2 separate regions of the Homo sapiens genome follow, and region 2 is linked to region 1. The links are chromatin loops, found by intact Hi-C in ENCODE. Cell type or tissue: MCF 10A. All regions are shown on one strand. Links, peaks and the distances in the headings refer to the core of each region. The heading gives the core; the rest is flanking DNA.

Region 1 (8,347 bases), core at 270-8,269:
AAGGAAGGAAGGAAGGAAGGAAGGAAGGAAGGAAGGGAGGGAGGGAGGGAGGGAGGGAGGGAGGGAGGGAGGGAGGGAGGGAGGGAGGGGGAGAGGGAGGGAAGGAGGGAAGGAAATTTAATTAGTAATAAAAATCATTCCCATGAAGAAAAGCCTGAATTCACTAGTGCATTCTACCTAATATTTAAAGAAGAAAAAGGAAAGGATACCAATCCTGCACAAACTCAGAAAGTAAAGGAGGAAGAAACACTTTCTGATTTATTCTATGAAGTTAGCATTACTCTGATACCAAAGCCAGACAAAGACATCAAATGAGAAACAACTGTAGACCAATTCATTTAGGATTAATGAATACAAATACAAAAATCCTTAACAAAATATTAGCAATACCAAATCTTGTTAACAGGTCAGAAGGATTATACATCATGGCAAGTAGGATTTACCCACTTGGATGTGAAGATACAAAGTTTGTTTAACATCCAAAAATCAAACAGTATAATACATAATATCAATAGAATAGATGGCAAAAACCACATGGCCACCTCAATAGACTCAGAAAAGCATTTGAGGAAATTCCAGCATCCACTTATGATTTTAAAAAATACTTTAAACAAACAGTGAATAGAAGACAACTTCAACTTTATAAAGGAACTCTTTAAAAACTCTAGGACTAACAACCTATTTAATAGTGAAAGACTGAATGCTTTCACAATTAGACCAGAAACAAAGCCAAGATGTTTGCTCTCATTGCTTCTATTCAATTCTGTGCCAGGGGTTTCAGACAATGCTATCAGGCCATAAACATAAACTAAAGGGATATGGATTGGATAAAAAGAAATAAAGCTGTTTTTATTTGCAGACAACATGATCTTGTGTGTAGAAAATCTTAAGAAAACATAAAAAGGAAAGAAACCTACAATTAGTAAACATCTTTGAAAGGTTGCAGGATACAAACCAAAATTGAGAAATCAATGGTATTTTTAATACTAGCAATAATCAAAACTTGAAATTAAGAAAACAATTTTATTCAAAATAGCATCGAAAAGAAATACTATACTTATGAAAAAATTTAACAGAAGAAATGAAATACTGGTACACAAAAACCTACAAAGGATTGCTGAGAGAAATTAAATACCTCTAACAAAATGAAAAGCTATTATCTATTCATAGACTCTAAGACAATATCTTAAGAGGTCAGTTCTCCCTAGGTTAATGTATGTATTTATTTAATCTAATGTCTATTAAAATTTCTGCAGTCTTTCTTAATAGAAATTGACAAGGTATTTCAACAATAAATGATAAAGCAATGGACCCAGAATACCAAAAAAGCTTTGAAAAATAAGAGTTGAAAGATTTGCACTACCTGATTTCAAGATGTACTACAAAACTACAGAAATTAAGTTAGAGAGGTATTGTGTAAGGAGACATCTAAATCGTGGATCAGAATTGAAAATCCCAAAATAACCTTTTACATGTATGGTCATTTATTTTATTTTGTGGGTACAAGTATTTATGTAAATGTTTATGTTCCTTGTTCTATTTCATTTTCTCAATTGCCTTTTTATAAAAATAAACATTTTGTTTCAGAATAATTTTAGATTTACAGACAGCATGGAGAGTTTCATATTCCCTGCACCTTGTTTCTCCTATCGTTAACATCTTACATTACTATAGTCAGAATGAATAAACTAATATTAATAAATGATTATTACTAAATTCCATACTTTATTTGGATTTCCTCAGTTTGTACCTCATATATTTTCCTATTCCCAGATCCCATCCAGGTTACCACATTACATTTAGTCACCATGTCTTCTTAGGCTCCTCTAGACTGTGACAGTTTGTCAATCTTTCCTTGTTCTTTGGTTGTTGTTGTTGTTGTTATTGTTGTTTGTTTTTACCTTGACAGTTTTGAGGCTTACGGGCCAGACATTTTGTACAATGTCCCTCACATGGGGTTTTTCTACATGTTTTTCTCATGGTTACACTGTGGTCGTGCATTTTGTGAAGGAAGATCACAAAGATAAACTGTCCTTATCATAACATCATATCAAAGATACATTCTATCAACATGACATCACAGAGGATATTCACCTTGATAGCCCAATTGCGGTCGTGTTCGTCAGATCTCTCTAGGGTAAAGTTGCTCTTCCTGACTTCCCCACCCCAATCCATATTGTACTCTTTGGAAGGAAGTCACGATGCACAGCCCTCACTTAAGGGGTCCAGGAGCTGCATTCTGCTCCCAGAAGGAGTTATATTTATATATAATTATTTGAAATTCTTCGATATGGGACATTTGTCTCTTCCTCATTTATTTATTTATTTGTTTGATTATGTATTTCTATTCCTATGAATTCATGGGTATTCATTTTATATGTTGGGTTATAATCCAATACTACATTATTTATTTTGTTGCTCAAATTGTCCCAGCCTTGCCCATTGGGAGCTTTTCAAGTTGACTCCTGTGTCACTTTGACCCTCATCATTTTGTCTTCAAAGCACTTTCTTACTTTCTGACCCTTCAAGTTCTCTAGGCCATTCTTGTATTTTCCGTGACTCAGTTCTAGAATCAGCCATTTTTCCAAAAAGCCCTGCTTCCTTTTATTGGAAAATGGTAATAGAAATCAAGATCCACATGCTTGGTGCATTTGTTTTTTCTGGTATGTCATTGCTATTAGACTCTCTCAGGGATCACAGCTAGAAAATGCATGTGTGTATACTAGCGTGTGAATACACACATTTCTAAAATTACACACATATATTTATATATAATGGTATCATGTAACATTTATTAATATGTGTGTATATATATATATTTAGATGTGTGAGAGTTTATTTAGGTTTTCAAAATTATTTTAGGACAATGCAAGCAAAATGTATTAAGACCACTGAGGAAGAAGGCAATAATATCTTTTGACTAAACAATTGCATTCTGGGACTTAGGCACAAGGAGCCATATACTAGGTCACAATATTCATTGGAGCACTGTTAGGGATAGCAAAAAACTAGAAATAAGCACTTACTAAAAGAGTAGTTAATAAATAAATGGTACAATTACAGACCATAAACTAATGTACAGTGGTGAAAGTAGATTATATACACCTATTATACTCAAAGCATGTTCTGTGGATCAGTGTCAGTTCATAAGTCATTTGTTATCAATCTATGTCAAGATGAGAACTAAAATTGAGAGGAAATATTTAGAAACTTTTATAGCAACTTGGAATAATTTTTATCTGTTAAATGAAATAATAAAAAAGTTTGATGTGTTTTATTACGTTTCTAATAATTTATTTTATTACATTTTAATAAGACATTGGTTCATAATAAATTGAAAATTATTAAAAACAAAAAAACTTTCTTTTCCAAAGTTGGAGAAGCTAGATGAATAGACAGTAAATCTCAAAAATATAATATTAAGTAAAAAGAGAAAATTTGAAAATTGTAAATACAGTGTGTTGCCAACTATCTTGTAAGTAAATATATACATAGTAAAATATGTATTGCTTATATAGTAAATGAAATAATAAAATATATGCAACTTATACAGTAAAAGGTGTAAGTATGTACTGATGAGCCATGCATGAGCGTGACATGCATCGAACTCTAAGTAGCAGCACCCTCTGAGAAAGGGAGGAAAGAAAAGAGAACAGATTCCTGGAGTGTTAGGAGCTTCAACTCTATCTGCGATATTCTGCTTCTTTTTAAAAAGATATCTGAAACAAACAACATGGGACAAAGTTTATTTCTTTTTAATGATTGTTCATGGGTATGTGGGTGTTTATTATATTATTGTCTATCTTCTTTTATGTTTGAAATATTTCATCATAAAATACATGAAAGCAAACCAGGCCGGGCATGTGGCTCATGCCTGTAATCCCACCACTTTGGGAAGCCTAGGCGGGTGGATCACTTGAAGTCAGGAGTTCGAGACCAGCCTGGCCAATATGTTTAAAACTCTGTCTCTACTCAAAATACACAAATTAGCTAGGTGTGGTGGCATGTGCCTGTAGTCCCAGCTACTTGGGAAGCTGAGGCAGAAGAATCACTTAAACCCGGGAGGCAGAGGTTGTAGTGAGCCCAGATTGCGCCACTGTACTCCAGCCTGAGTGACAGAGAGAGACTCTATCTCTAAATAAATAAATAAAGCAAACCAAAGTTTTTTCCAAATTCAATAGAAACTGCAGATTGTTGGAAATTTTTCATAAGAAAAAAACAAAAGAAATCTAACAGATCAAAGCTCTTTTTTGGGGGAGTGGGGGGATACGGTCTCACTCTCACTCTGTCACCCAGGCTGGATTGCAGTGGCATAATCATGGCTCACTGCAGCCTCGACCTCCCTGATCCTCCCACCTCAGCCTCCTAAGTAGCTGGGACTACAGGCATGTGCCAACACAGCCGGCTAATTTTTTTTTTCATAAAGGCAATCCCAGGTTGCTCTCAAACTCCTGGGCTCAAGCAATCCTCCCACCTCAGGCTCCCAAAATGCTGGGATTACAGGAGTGAGCCACTGCACCCACCCTAAAGCTTTTTTAAATTATCTGACAAACTTTAACAGATTGAGTGTCTTTCAAAAATGATTGACTGAATATCCCCTATATATGAAAAACTATGCAAGGGGTACTGGGAATGGGAAAAACTAGTTATTGAGGATATAAAAAGACTATTTGGAAGAAATCTGAAACTAAACAGAGGGCTTATTAGTCTAGATGTCTTGATATGTACCCTAAAACACAACTGGATCTCTGTATCTTAGATAGGATTTTACCTTAACAGAGACAGGATTCCTGTTTTTATTACTTCATTTCCCCACATTATCAGTATCCTACATTATATTGGTCTTAGCAATGTTACCTGGTGAACTGACATTTCTAGAAACAGACATCCTGAGGTTCATAACAGGGAGAAAGTTTCTAACAACAGATGCTGGACAGATGCTTTTCTTTCCTTTCCTTTTTTTTTTTTTCTTTTCATTTTTTTAGAATTTCAAAGTTGGGCAAGCATGATCTTTATGCTGTTGCTTAACTGCTGGCCGGCTGCCTCCACAGCAGCCTCAGAATAAGTGGATTTCCTTTGTGTCTAAAATGATCCAACACCAGATGTCAGCCTGGAGGTTTCCATCACTCAGCAGCACTGGGCTGCCATATTACCTAGCACTGAGAATGATAGTTCAGAAACAGTGAGTTCCAATCCTGTTTCATCAAACTGAATGAGAAGGAAAAGGGAGTTTCACCTCTTTGAGGTGAGGCTTTCTTTGACCTATGAGAAGTTTGTTGTTAAAAAAATAGAAATGCAATCACTAGAGAGATGTAAAAGATGAAGCTAAACTGGGCAGCTTGTAAATCATTTAATAGTGTACATGTGATTTAACAGAAACGGGGTCAAGGTTTCCAGAGAAAGTGATTCGATGCAGATTACATGATACTAAAAACATAGAGATGATTCTGTGTGTCACTAATCAATGAGGACATAAGAATAGTAATAAATATTCATCATTACGACTCTGACCCTCTGGGCTCTGGTCACTTTCAATATTCTTCAATGAAAGCTTGAGCAATTAAGATGGCTGATTTCCCGGGGAGAGAGCTTTGTGTTAGCTAAGCATGACAGAGCACAGAAGCTTAGAAGACTCCTAAAATAGCAAACCCTGTTGAGAGGGCTCATATTTTTCTTTTCTGAATTCACAGCCTGAGTTAAAAGTGACTGTTTATAAGAAACCGGTATCCAATTGTTAAATTAGTCTGAAAAAAATAAGATATTTTCTTGGGATGTTTGCTTATATCTGGAAATTTGCAGAAATTTACAGTGGTCATTTAGGGGAGTTTTCAGATCTAAAGAAAAAAATCAGAATTATTTTACCAAGGAAAGGAAAATAAAATGCATCACAGGTAAAAGTTTCTAGTTATTTGTAAAATTCTCTCTTTTCCCTTTGGTAATGTTTAAAGAATAAAAAGCTGAGGCAAAAACTCAGCCTGATAGGTAAATTGAGATCTATGGTTCCTAAGCTATTTTTGTAGTACCACAGCATGTCTCCAACTAACCTAAAGATTTCCTAATTAATTTTCTACCACCTAAATATTTATGTTAAAACAGAAATGCAGGAGCAGAGGGGAGGTTTAGGAAATTGCAAGTTCACATCCACAACCTGTCTACTCATCCTCCCAGTAGGCCCTCCATGGCTGTTGAGAGCAACAGCTCTGCAGCAGGGCTAGAATTCTGCTTCCTTGTGGTAGTTGCAAAGTCACTCAAACACTGTACCTTCATTTATTTTCTAATTCTAAAAATATTTTTTCTATTTTCTAAGTTTTACTTTTGTAATAAGAAAATAGAATTTCATAAGGAAATAAAAGATACTGTGTTAAAATTCTAGCATTTGGTCTCCCAGGACACTTTCATTCCACTGAGGGACAACTTTCAATTTTTATACCTAAATTTGATCCCTCTAGGAAGAAATTTCCAGCCATTTCTAAGATTGAAGTCAACAGCTTCAGGAATGGATTTCCCGTTACTATAATTGTTTAGGTTCTTCTTTCATCTATGTTGGTATTTGCATATATAATTGCAAATACCAGAGATTAGTCTTAAAGCAGTGCACTCTAGTATTTGGTATGCAAGTGGAAGATTCACTTTATTCACTCCATCTCCAAAGGAGCTGAGGTACCTGGCTAATAGGTGGTTAAAGTGAGAAGATCTGAAATGTGGTCTATCTTCAGAACCACCCAGAGATCTTTTTAAAAACTTCCTGGGACACTGTCCAATGCTACTGAATTAGAAACTCTTAAGAAGGAAGTAAGGAGGACTTACTCAAAGACCTGACCTGTGTATTTTTTAATACCACCTAAGTGATGTTAGTAATTGGGCAGTTTTGTGAATAGCTAATTGTTAATTGGCCAGTTTGAAACCAGGTAATATTAGGAGAAAGTGTCACTCTAAGATTTAATAATAGTATGTGGCTTTATTTTATATCATGTATAAACATATGTGGTATGTCCTTTACAATTTCCCTTAGAATATTTGTTTTAAGCCTATTGGCTTCCAGTAGCAGAAACGCAAAGAAATTTTCTGGCAGTACATTCTGTACTTTTGGTTCCTTGCATTTGGGCCAATTCTGAAATCAAAAGGTGCTGGAAAATGGTTTGAGGAAGTGAAAGGCAGCTCTCTAGCAAGTAATCAGGCTTCAGGTTGGTGTGAACAGCAAATGAATATTCAATTATTTGTATGTCAATTGCTTGTCTACCCTTCCAGTAGAAATATAACATCAAGGTGTAATAAAGGCACAATTTCATCCAGCTTTGCTGACTTTAGGTGTTTCAATCATAATTGAAAACATTCCTTTCAATCAAATCACAGATACCAGCATTATTCAAAGAGTGAATAATACAATAGAAATTTCCAAATATTTTGCTAATCCCTTTCAAAACAAATAAGCCTTCTGATATTTCCACTTAAGTTATGTATTGTAACTTAATATAATATAATAATTTAAATATGGCTTGGGTAATAAATATAAAATTTAATCAACAATTTTTCTTTCTACTGAGGGAAAGAGATGGGATGAGAATAAATAATGGTAATTCCCTACACTCAGTTTTTACCATAAGAAGGATTTGAGCAGGTAGGTGACTCCCTTGACCACATTTCCCTAACTTTGCAACCTGAGCATCATCAACTCTACTCATTCAAGCAAGGGGCATTTTTTCAAATTTTCAATTAAAAAATGTATCTTCATTAAACTCAAGCGATTTCTTAAAGGATTTTTAACATCTACCAAAAAGCTCATGGTGATAACATTTTATAAGTTGAGATTGCTCTTTAACTAAGCCCAAATATTTCCAAGATTTATGTCCTAACATTCAAATTTCAAGTAACCAATGTCACATTCTCAAAGTTAAAATGCCAAAATTTTAAATGGTGGTTTATAGTGTACTGGTATGCCAGTTTTGACTGTAGTTTCTTTAAAATGTTTCTAAGATAAAAGCTTAGTTTTTTTGTTTTTTCTTATGAAACAGGATCTTGTTCTCTTGCCTAGGCTGGAGTGCAGTGGTGCAATCACAGCTCACTGCAGCCTTGAACTTCTGGGCTCAAGCAATCCTCCCACTTCAGCCTCTAGATTAGCTAGTACCACAGGCACCCACCACTACACCTGACTAATTTTTAATTTTTTTTTTTTAGAGATGGGGTCTCACTGTGTTGCCCAGGGTGGTCTTGCACTCCTGGGCTCAAGCCATCCTCCACCTTGGTGTCTGAAAGTGTTGAGATTAGAGGCATAAGCCATCACACCTGGCCTACGACTTAGTTTTTAATTATAAGATAATTTACCATGTCACAATGAAGGAGCCTTATC
Region 2 (8,347 bases), core at 264-8,263, 110 kb after region 1:
CTATGAATCTATGCTATTTTGACAGTCATAGCAACTCATCAGACTTCATCCATGAACCTGGAAATCCAGAATCACAAATCCCATCTTCATTTTCTACTGTATCTTTTTTTTTTTTTTTTTTTTGACAGGGTCTCTCTCTCTGTTGCCCAGGCTGGAGTGCAGTGGTGCAATCTCAGCTCACTGCAGCCTCGATCACCCGGGCTCAAGAGATCCCCCACCTCAGCCTCCCAAGTAGCTGGGACCACAGTTGTGTGCCACCACACCCAGCTAGTTTTTACTTATTTTCTGTGGAGACAGAGTCTTACCCAGGCTGGTCTCAAACTCCTAGGCTCAAGCAATCCTCTCACCTCAGCTTCTCCAGGTACTGGGATTATAGGCATGAGCCACCATGCCTGGTTCATATCTTATATTTTACTGATAGTTTACATCCTAACTGAAGAGACAGATATGATTCATTAGAACTACCATACTATTATTATTAATTTTTTTTTTGAGACAGAGTCTCACTCTGTCACCCAGGCTGGAGTGCAGTGGCGCAATCTCGGCTCACTGCCACCACTGCCTCTCAGGTTCAAGTGATTCTCCTGCTTCAGCCTCCAAAATAGCTGGGACTACAGGCACGTGCCACCACACCCAGCTAATATCTGTATTTTTAGTAGAGACAGGGTTTCCCCATGTTGGCCGGGCTGGTCTCAAACTCCTGACGTCAAGTAATCTGCCTGCCTTGGCCTCCCAAAGTGCTGGGATTACAGCACGATGAGCCACTGTGCCTGATCTTTTGCTATACTTTTAAATGTCCTTGTCAGTACTTGGCTGTCTGACTAGCTCTTCAGCTTTTAAAAAATTCTATTAGTGGGTTCCCTAGCATGGTATTATTGCAAAACAAGAAAAGATAATAACTAATTAGCAGAGTCAGCACAGTCCTGTGAACTCAGTAGAGAGAGTCAAATCTTTCAATTATGCAGTGAAATCTTTCAATTAACTGTCATCTAAACACAACACATGATCTTAGTAGCATGTTGCCCATTGTCAGGACGTTAGGCAAAATAAACTAATCAAAATAAATATTCTTCTTCAGAAGTTACCAGGAAAGCCAGCAACACCCAAGAGCACATGAACATCTATTGAGCGTCTACTATCTTTGAGGTACTCCGTTAAGTACTAGGATCCCTTCCAGAAAAAAATCATGGAATGGCACAGCCGATGTCCTTTGTGTTATAGCATGATGAAGGGAGATAAGACCAGTACGTGAGAAGGGAAATAATGTTGTGAAGTAGACAAGACTGTCTATAGTATGTTGCAGTGGACTGCTGCTTACATATATACCTTTTTAATCACATCTACATATATATAAAAAAGGAGAATGTATTTTGACTTGTTTCAGACATTCTCTTTCCAGAACCTCCATACAAGTTACGTTTATTTCTTAAAATCATCAAAGACCGGCCGGGCGCGGTGGCTCACGCCTGTAATCCCAGCACTTTGGGAGGCCGAGGCGGGCGGATCACGAGGTCAGGAGATCGAGACCATCCTGGCTGACACGGTGAAACCCCGTCTCTACTAAAAATATAAAAAAAAATTAGCCGGGCGTGGTAACGGGCGCCTGTAGTCCCAGCTACTCGGGAGGCTGAGGCAGGAGAATGGCGTGCACCCGGGAGGCGGAGCTTGCAGTGAGCCGAGATCGCGCCACTGCACTCCAGCCTGGGCGACAGAGCGAGACTCCGTCTCAAAAAAAAAAAAAAAAAAAAAATCATCAAAGACCTTCCAAACCAGTGTTAATGAACCTATCCTACATGAATGGATTCAAGATAATTGCTATAGCTTTACTTTTCTAAACAAGCCTTCCTCCCACCCTAACACAATTCCAATTACCCATTACCATAACCGTCCTACGGGAAGTGACCAACAAGTATTATGCATTGATAATTTGCAATGAGTTTATTTCTTCATGTATTCTTACCACAAATAATACACTACTATACCCCTGTATCCCATGTCCCTACAATATTTGGGGTAATTTCCTAAGTTATAGATATAAAATAGATGAGCAAGCTAAGTATAGTTCCTGAACTTGCAGACTAGTGAGGGTTAGAGACAAGTAAACTAGCAAATGTAACATGTTCTGTAAATGTTATGGTAGGGAAAGCACATCGTGCTATAGAGCAGATGAAAGAGTGCTTTGCACAAGCTTGAAAGGATCAGGATAGGTATTAGGAGAAAATGGAATCAGCTGGGTACGGTGGCTCACGCCTGTAATTCCAGCACTTTGGGAGGCCGAGGCAGGTGGATTGCCTGAGGTCAGGAGTTTGAGACCAGCCTGGCTAACATGTTGAAACCCTGTCTCTACTAAAAATACAAAAATTAAGCAGGCATGGTGGCGCACGCCTGTAGTCCCAGCTACTCAGGAGGCTGAGGCAGAAGAATCGCTTGAACCTGGGAGACGGAGGTTGCAGTGAATCAAGATCAGGCCACTGCACTCAAGACAGAGCAAGACTCTGTCTCAGAAAACAAAAAAGAGAGAGAGAGAGAAAATGGAATCTAGGTGGACTAGGTGGAGGCCTAATGGCTGAGAAGAAGGAGTCAGAGCAAGGGAAGTAAGCCATAGAAGAGTTTTTTGGTTTTTTTAAGCAAGAAAAAACATGGTCAAATGAGCATTCAAGGGATATAATTCAGCTGCAGCATGGGAAATGGATTGCAAAGGAGCAAGGCTGAAGTCAAGGAGATCAGTCAGCAGGCTGTCACAGAGATCCAAGTAAAAGATGATGGTGGCCTGATAGAAGGAAACAGCAGAAGAAACTGGTGAAAAAAAAATTTCAATAGTTTCCCAATATATTTAGGAGCCAGAATCAACAGGACTTAGTCATTCTTTGGAGGAACAAAAAGAAATCAAGAATGAATATGAGATTTCTGGCCTAGACACAGATATGGATGCTGACATCAGTGGGATAAGCAGGAAGAACAATATGTGGGATAAACAAAGCGTGAAATGTTGGTCTTACGGAAGTGCCAGTGAGACATGTCAGTGTCTCTGTAGATGTGAGGGCCTACAGTTCTGAAGGTCAGGCAAGGGATCTAGGCTACCAACAACGACTTGGAAGTGATCAGCACGGAAGTGGAATGGCAACTGGGAACCAGAAAAGTGGTTGAGACGGCCCAGGAAAACTGTGCAGAGTGAGAAAGAAGGGCCTAGAGTCAGAGCCCTGAGAAACAGCAGCATTTAACGCAAGGGGAAAGGCAATCACCAAAAGCCTGTGTCTCAGACACTGAGGAAGGAGAACCCTGCAGTCAACAACCCAAGTTTGGAATTCCAAGACTTCTAGTCAAATGGTGGCAACTCTGAAAATGCCCAGTGGTTCAGCCTAACTGGGCCAGCCTTGGGTGCCAACAGAATGAGTCAGGCCAGGAAAAGCCAAAGCTGGGACTTCCAAGAGACCATGGAATTGGACAGAACTCTGAAATCTAAATGAACAAGAGGTCTGGAAAGATAAATACAATTGAGCACATTAGTCCAAGTAGGAAAGTCTACACAGGCCAAACACTGTAAAACAGAGATCAGAGCAAAGCCCCTAATCCTAAGACACAAATCCAGCCAGGAGGGAAGGCTTGAGAAAATGTGTGTGGGTGTGTGTCTATTGAAATGAATAAATCTCAAGGTAATTAAGTGCTGTACATGATTTGTATACGACATATCTCCTTTCCTCTGAGACCTCTTCCTCTCGGGAAATTCTCTTTTTAAAAATATCTGTTACTGGTGCTGAGTAAGGTCTCCTTTGCTAATGTTTAATAATAAGTATCATACTAGAAATGATTTATTTGCTTATAATAAGAAAGTAATTATATTAAGAAAGTAATTTTAATATTCAGCAAAATGACCCCAGTCGCCTGTACCTTCTATAATAAAAAAAAGTTTAAATATACTTTAAGTCTATTGAGGAATTACTACTAAATTTTGGGGAACATATAATGCAGAAATATAAAAATGATTTAAAATATCCAACACAGTCACCTAATTAAATATGGTCTTTGAGAGTATATGGGGGTACTCATATTAGTCCACCTACGATGCTGAAAAGTCAAACCACCAAGTCCTGGTGTATCCAACATGTGCTTATGAAATGTCCAGAGTGCTTATCTGTAGGTTATCCATAGTGATCTTGTTTTAATAAAATTAATAAAATATGAAGCACAAGGAGGTTCATATAAGTGACAAGTGAAGCATATCATATAAGTGAAAGATTATTTTATGCATTTAAGTAGAGTTTTGAAGTACAGACATTTTTCAGGCTTAAAGAAGCTTAACATTCTTTGGTGCCAAAGTAGCCCAAATAACTGCAGTTGACTGAATCAGCAAAACCAAGTTTATGCAGAAAAAGCATTTCCTAGGAAGACAACCTCTCTCTCTGACTAGGCTGGAAAAACAGCATCCGTGCCCAGAGATTCAACCTCCTCCCAGTCAGTTGCCCATCCAAGGCTGAGACGGTCGGGAATCTCACACTTCTGTGTTGCACACTGCCATCTACTGTGTCTCTGCAGCAAGTGGAGCCCCAGACTTTATTTATGATCCCAGGCCTTGATGGTGGGCAGGAAACCAATCCATGAGTATCACTTTCCTTCCTTTCACTTGTGGGAGGTTTTATGAATATCAGGAAAAGATGCAAATGAGAGATGTGCACGTATGCAGTTCGATTCATGGAGATCCATGGGACGATGGTTTTAGGAATGGTTGGGGGGTGCTAAAATTAGACAAGAAATTTCCTCACTGAGAAAAACCAGTTTATAAAATTTGTAATCAATTTTTTGACATCAGGGAGAACAGACAAAAAGACATCCTGGTTTTTTTACAATCAAACCCCAAAGCATACAACTGTAATTAAGATGTCTAAATTATGTATATGTGGAAGAAAAGAAAGCATTCATGCAGATGTTTCAATTATAAAAGAAATACTTGTATAACATTCTTCTAGTGTAACTAGGCATCAGTTTTTTTAAAGGTCAACAGCCTACATTTGGTCTATATGCTCCTATTTTTAATCCTTATACCTAACTTCCTGCCATTTCTCTGCAACAGTAAGACCAAAGAAAGCAGATTGTGCATAACACTGAACTGTCGCACACAGGCTTGTTAGCTGAGCTCTTTAGCAATTCTGATAGATCAGTGGGGAGGGAGAGATTTTGATAGGATTTCATTATGGATTTAATTCACCAAATCACCCATACTGCTAACTGAATACTGGGTGGGTTTCACTTTAATAGGTATTTATAAGCTGTGCCTAGTACATGGTTGGTACATAGTCCTAGTACCTAATTCTGGTGACCTCTTGTAAGGCCAAGTTTGCTAGGAGTTAGCCAGCTGCCGAAAAGCATTGTGCATTAACAGAGAGTTTAAAACACCCCAGTTCCAAACACATTTGTTCCTAATATGATAAACATGTTCTTGTAAAAATTACTCTAAGGAGAATAACAAGTTGAGATGATCCCTTGAGCAGGGAAGTGAGAATTCAGTCCCTGGAAAACAAAAGCATCTAAAAAGATGTAGGAGTTGTGGCAGCATAGTGGGGAGAAAGCAAGGGCATTGAAAGAAAAGGAAGAAGGAACTCCTGCTTTACTATTTGATTCTGGTTTGTTCTTACCCACTTGTTCCTCAATTTAAAAGCTAAGAAGGCTCCATTACAATTTTTTTAAGTTGACTATGTCAAGGGAAGAATAGTTTTGTTGTTGTTGTTTTTTAGCAGCCAGTTTTACTTAAAGACCTTTGCAAGAATAACTTGCTTTTCAGCCTTCACAGCTCTGCAGATCTTTCAGAGGCAGTCTGAATTCCTTTTCAAGGAAAGTTAACGGTTGCAAAGCCATGGCTGTCCCTTAGGTAAGGGAGAACACAGCAAAAATTCTGCATTTCAGCTGTTCTGATTCATTTCCCCTCCAGACTGATCTGACATTTTAGTACAATCCAGCTCCTGTAGAGTTAGAGGAGGCTTCAGACCTCTAACTGTGACCACCCACAGCTCTCATTACTCAAGGGACTAAACAAAATCACTGATTTTTCTCCTCTTCAAAGTGAGATGGGTTTGTAGAAGAGGAAAGTGTTTTGCTCTTTCTCATACTTCAAAATATTTATTTATCTCATTTTTCTAATTAGTTTCTAGGATGGGCAAGGCCAAGCAAACTGTGATTTGGGCTCTCATTTTAAACTTCCTCTGCTAGCATCATGCTTATACAAGTTCATCCAGAAATTCTCCAAGTCTTCTGTTTTTCCTTCCTTTCTGTATGTGCCTGCCCAAAGAACTCCCCACATCTCCCACCACCTTGGCCATTATCCCAGGCTAAGCCAATATTATCTCTAGCCTAACTGCCACAGCAGCCTCCTAAATGGTGGCTCTGTATCCACTCTGTACCCCTTTCAGCCTCAGACCCTTTACTCTGAGCCCCCTGGTTAAAACTCTTTAGTGGATCCCCATTGTCCCTGAGATAAAGACTGAAATCCTTACACAAGCCTACAAGGCCAGGTTTTGCTCAGTGTCTGGGTGTGTCTATCTCTTTGATCTGGGCTCCCACCACACTCCCCCTTTATTCGCCATACACAATCCTTCCTTCAGTTCTATGACATGCTACACCCTGCCCCACAGTACCTGAGCGTGTTCTGATAAAATACTCTCTTGTCCTGGAGGTCACCTCCCTCCCCTCATCATCTAGTTTATTTCTCCCTAGCCTTTAAACATTACTTCTCCTGAAAGCTTTCTCTGAGCATAAACCTAGATATCTTTCTTTGACAAACTGTCTTCTGGAACTTCACTCTTTCCCTTTGGGGTAATTATTTTGGTATATAATTACTAGTGTGTTTTTATTTTTATCAAATAATCAAATTGTTTAATGTGATCATTGGTTTACAATCTGTCTCCCTTAATAGACTATGAATTACATGAGGGGATAAACAGTTTCTACTCACCGTTATATCCTGAGCACCCAGCCAGGGTCAGCTTCGTGGATGTGTGAGCTACACAGTTACATAGAAGAGCTTAGAAGGGCTGTATGCCTTGTTTAATGCTCTGCTGTCGCCGTCTTAAAATTCTTAATTTTGGAACAAGGAACTCCATATTTTAATTTAGAACTGAGACCTGCAAATTATGTAGTCTATCTTGCAACTAGAATAGGGCTTGACATACTGAAGGTACTCAATAAATATATCTTCAATGAATGATTATCTACAGAATAACTAATACACAGATGACTATGCAGCCAATTTTGCACATGAAATTCACAAATTTGTATCTTTGTGAATTTCATGTGCAAAAGGAAGGCCCTTCAAAATATACCTGTCTCTTACTAACTTACACCTGAAATCCTCATAACACAGTTAAAACATTTTATTAACAATTAGACGGAGGCTAAAACTTCTGATCTCCCTAAGAGAAATAACAAAACAAGTTCACTGAGGTATATAGCTCTGTTATTGTGATTTTCATTAAGACAAGACTTGTGGAGGAAAGAGGAAAAGAATGGTGGCCCAGTCCTATACTGAACATTATCAAAAGGCTGAAAGTGCTGAAGTCAGACCTCATCTACTTTCTGGTGTTACATGGAACCTACTCTATCACTTGTCAAGCATGTACTACCACTAGATTCCTTGATTAGGTCAACGTCAGACATGAATTTTATTAACTCATATAGTGAAATTTGGTTTCCAGGAGGCTTTTCCTAGATGCGTGATCCAAGACAAGTTATTTAACCTCTGAAACTTAGTTTTCTCATCTGTGAATTAGGGAAAATAGAGCCTAATTTATAGTACTGTGAGGATTAGAGATAATATTTGTAAAGCACTTATCATTCTGGCATGTAGTCACAACTCAAATCATCACAATGATAATACTAAAAAGAGGCAGAAGTCACCAGTGGGGTTTATATGTATACCACCATTTGCTTAACATTTACTCAAGAAAAAGTATTTTTCCTTGCTTCATTTACCATTTACTGATTGTACTGAGTAACAAAATTTAGAAGTTATTTAATAGAATTAACCTCTTGATATTTATTTGAAGCTGGCTTTATATTATACAAATAATGTTACTATTAATCCAAGTGGTTTGAAAGTGAGTTAACCCTTTCCCATCCTGTGGAAGTAATCAGACGGACTCAAAGATCTTTATATATATGTGTGTATATATATATGTGTGTGTGTGTATGTGTGTGTGTGTGTATGTGTATATATGTGTATATATATGTGTGTGTGTATATATATATTATATATATATATATTTAGGGTTTCTTTGTTTTTTTGTTTGTTTGTTTGTTTGTTTGAGACAGAAACTCACTCTGTCGCCCAGGCTGGAGTGCAGTGGCACAATCTCAGCTC

What was found. A loop is a pair of places that touch in the nucleus more often than their neighbours do. Peaks named below come from ENCODE experiments on the same cell type or tissue, not always from the same donor. Only the 100,000 strongest peaks of a DNase experiment are listed, where the experiment ranks them.
Region 2: a loop joins it to region 1, with 2.2 times the contacts of the local background. A loop is called at or near these places in 2 of 110 quality-filtered maps.

The regions. Positions count from the first base shown.
Region 1 is chr6:112,440,559-112,448,905 of GRCh38, reverse strand. No RefSeq gene overlaps it. Among named protein-coding and RNA genes, the nearest start is that of RFPL4B, 97 kb to the right of the region's middle. In MCF 10A, for the core only: no CTCF peak of the experiment used is centred there; a DNase peak (open chromatin) is centred at 5,055.
Region 2 is chr6:112,333,526-112,341,872 of GRCh38, reverse strand. No RefSeq gene overlaps it. Among named protein-coding and RNA genes, the nearest start is that of RFPL4B, 9.6 kb to the left of the region's middle. In MCF 10A, for the core only: a CTCF peak has its summit at 4,529 (motif pointing left); a DNase peak (open chromatin) is centred at 4,492.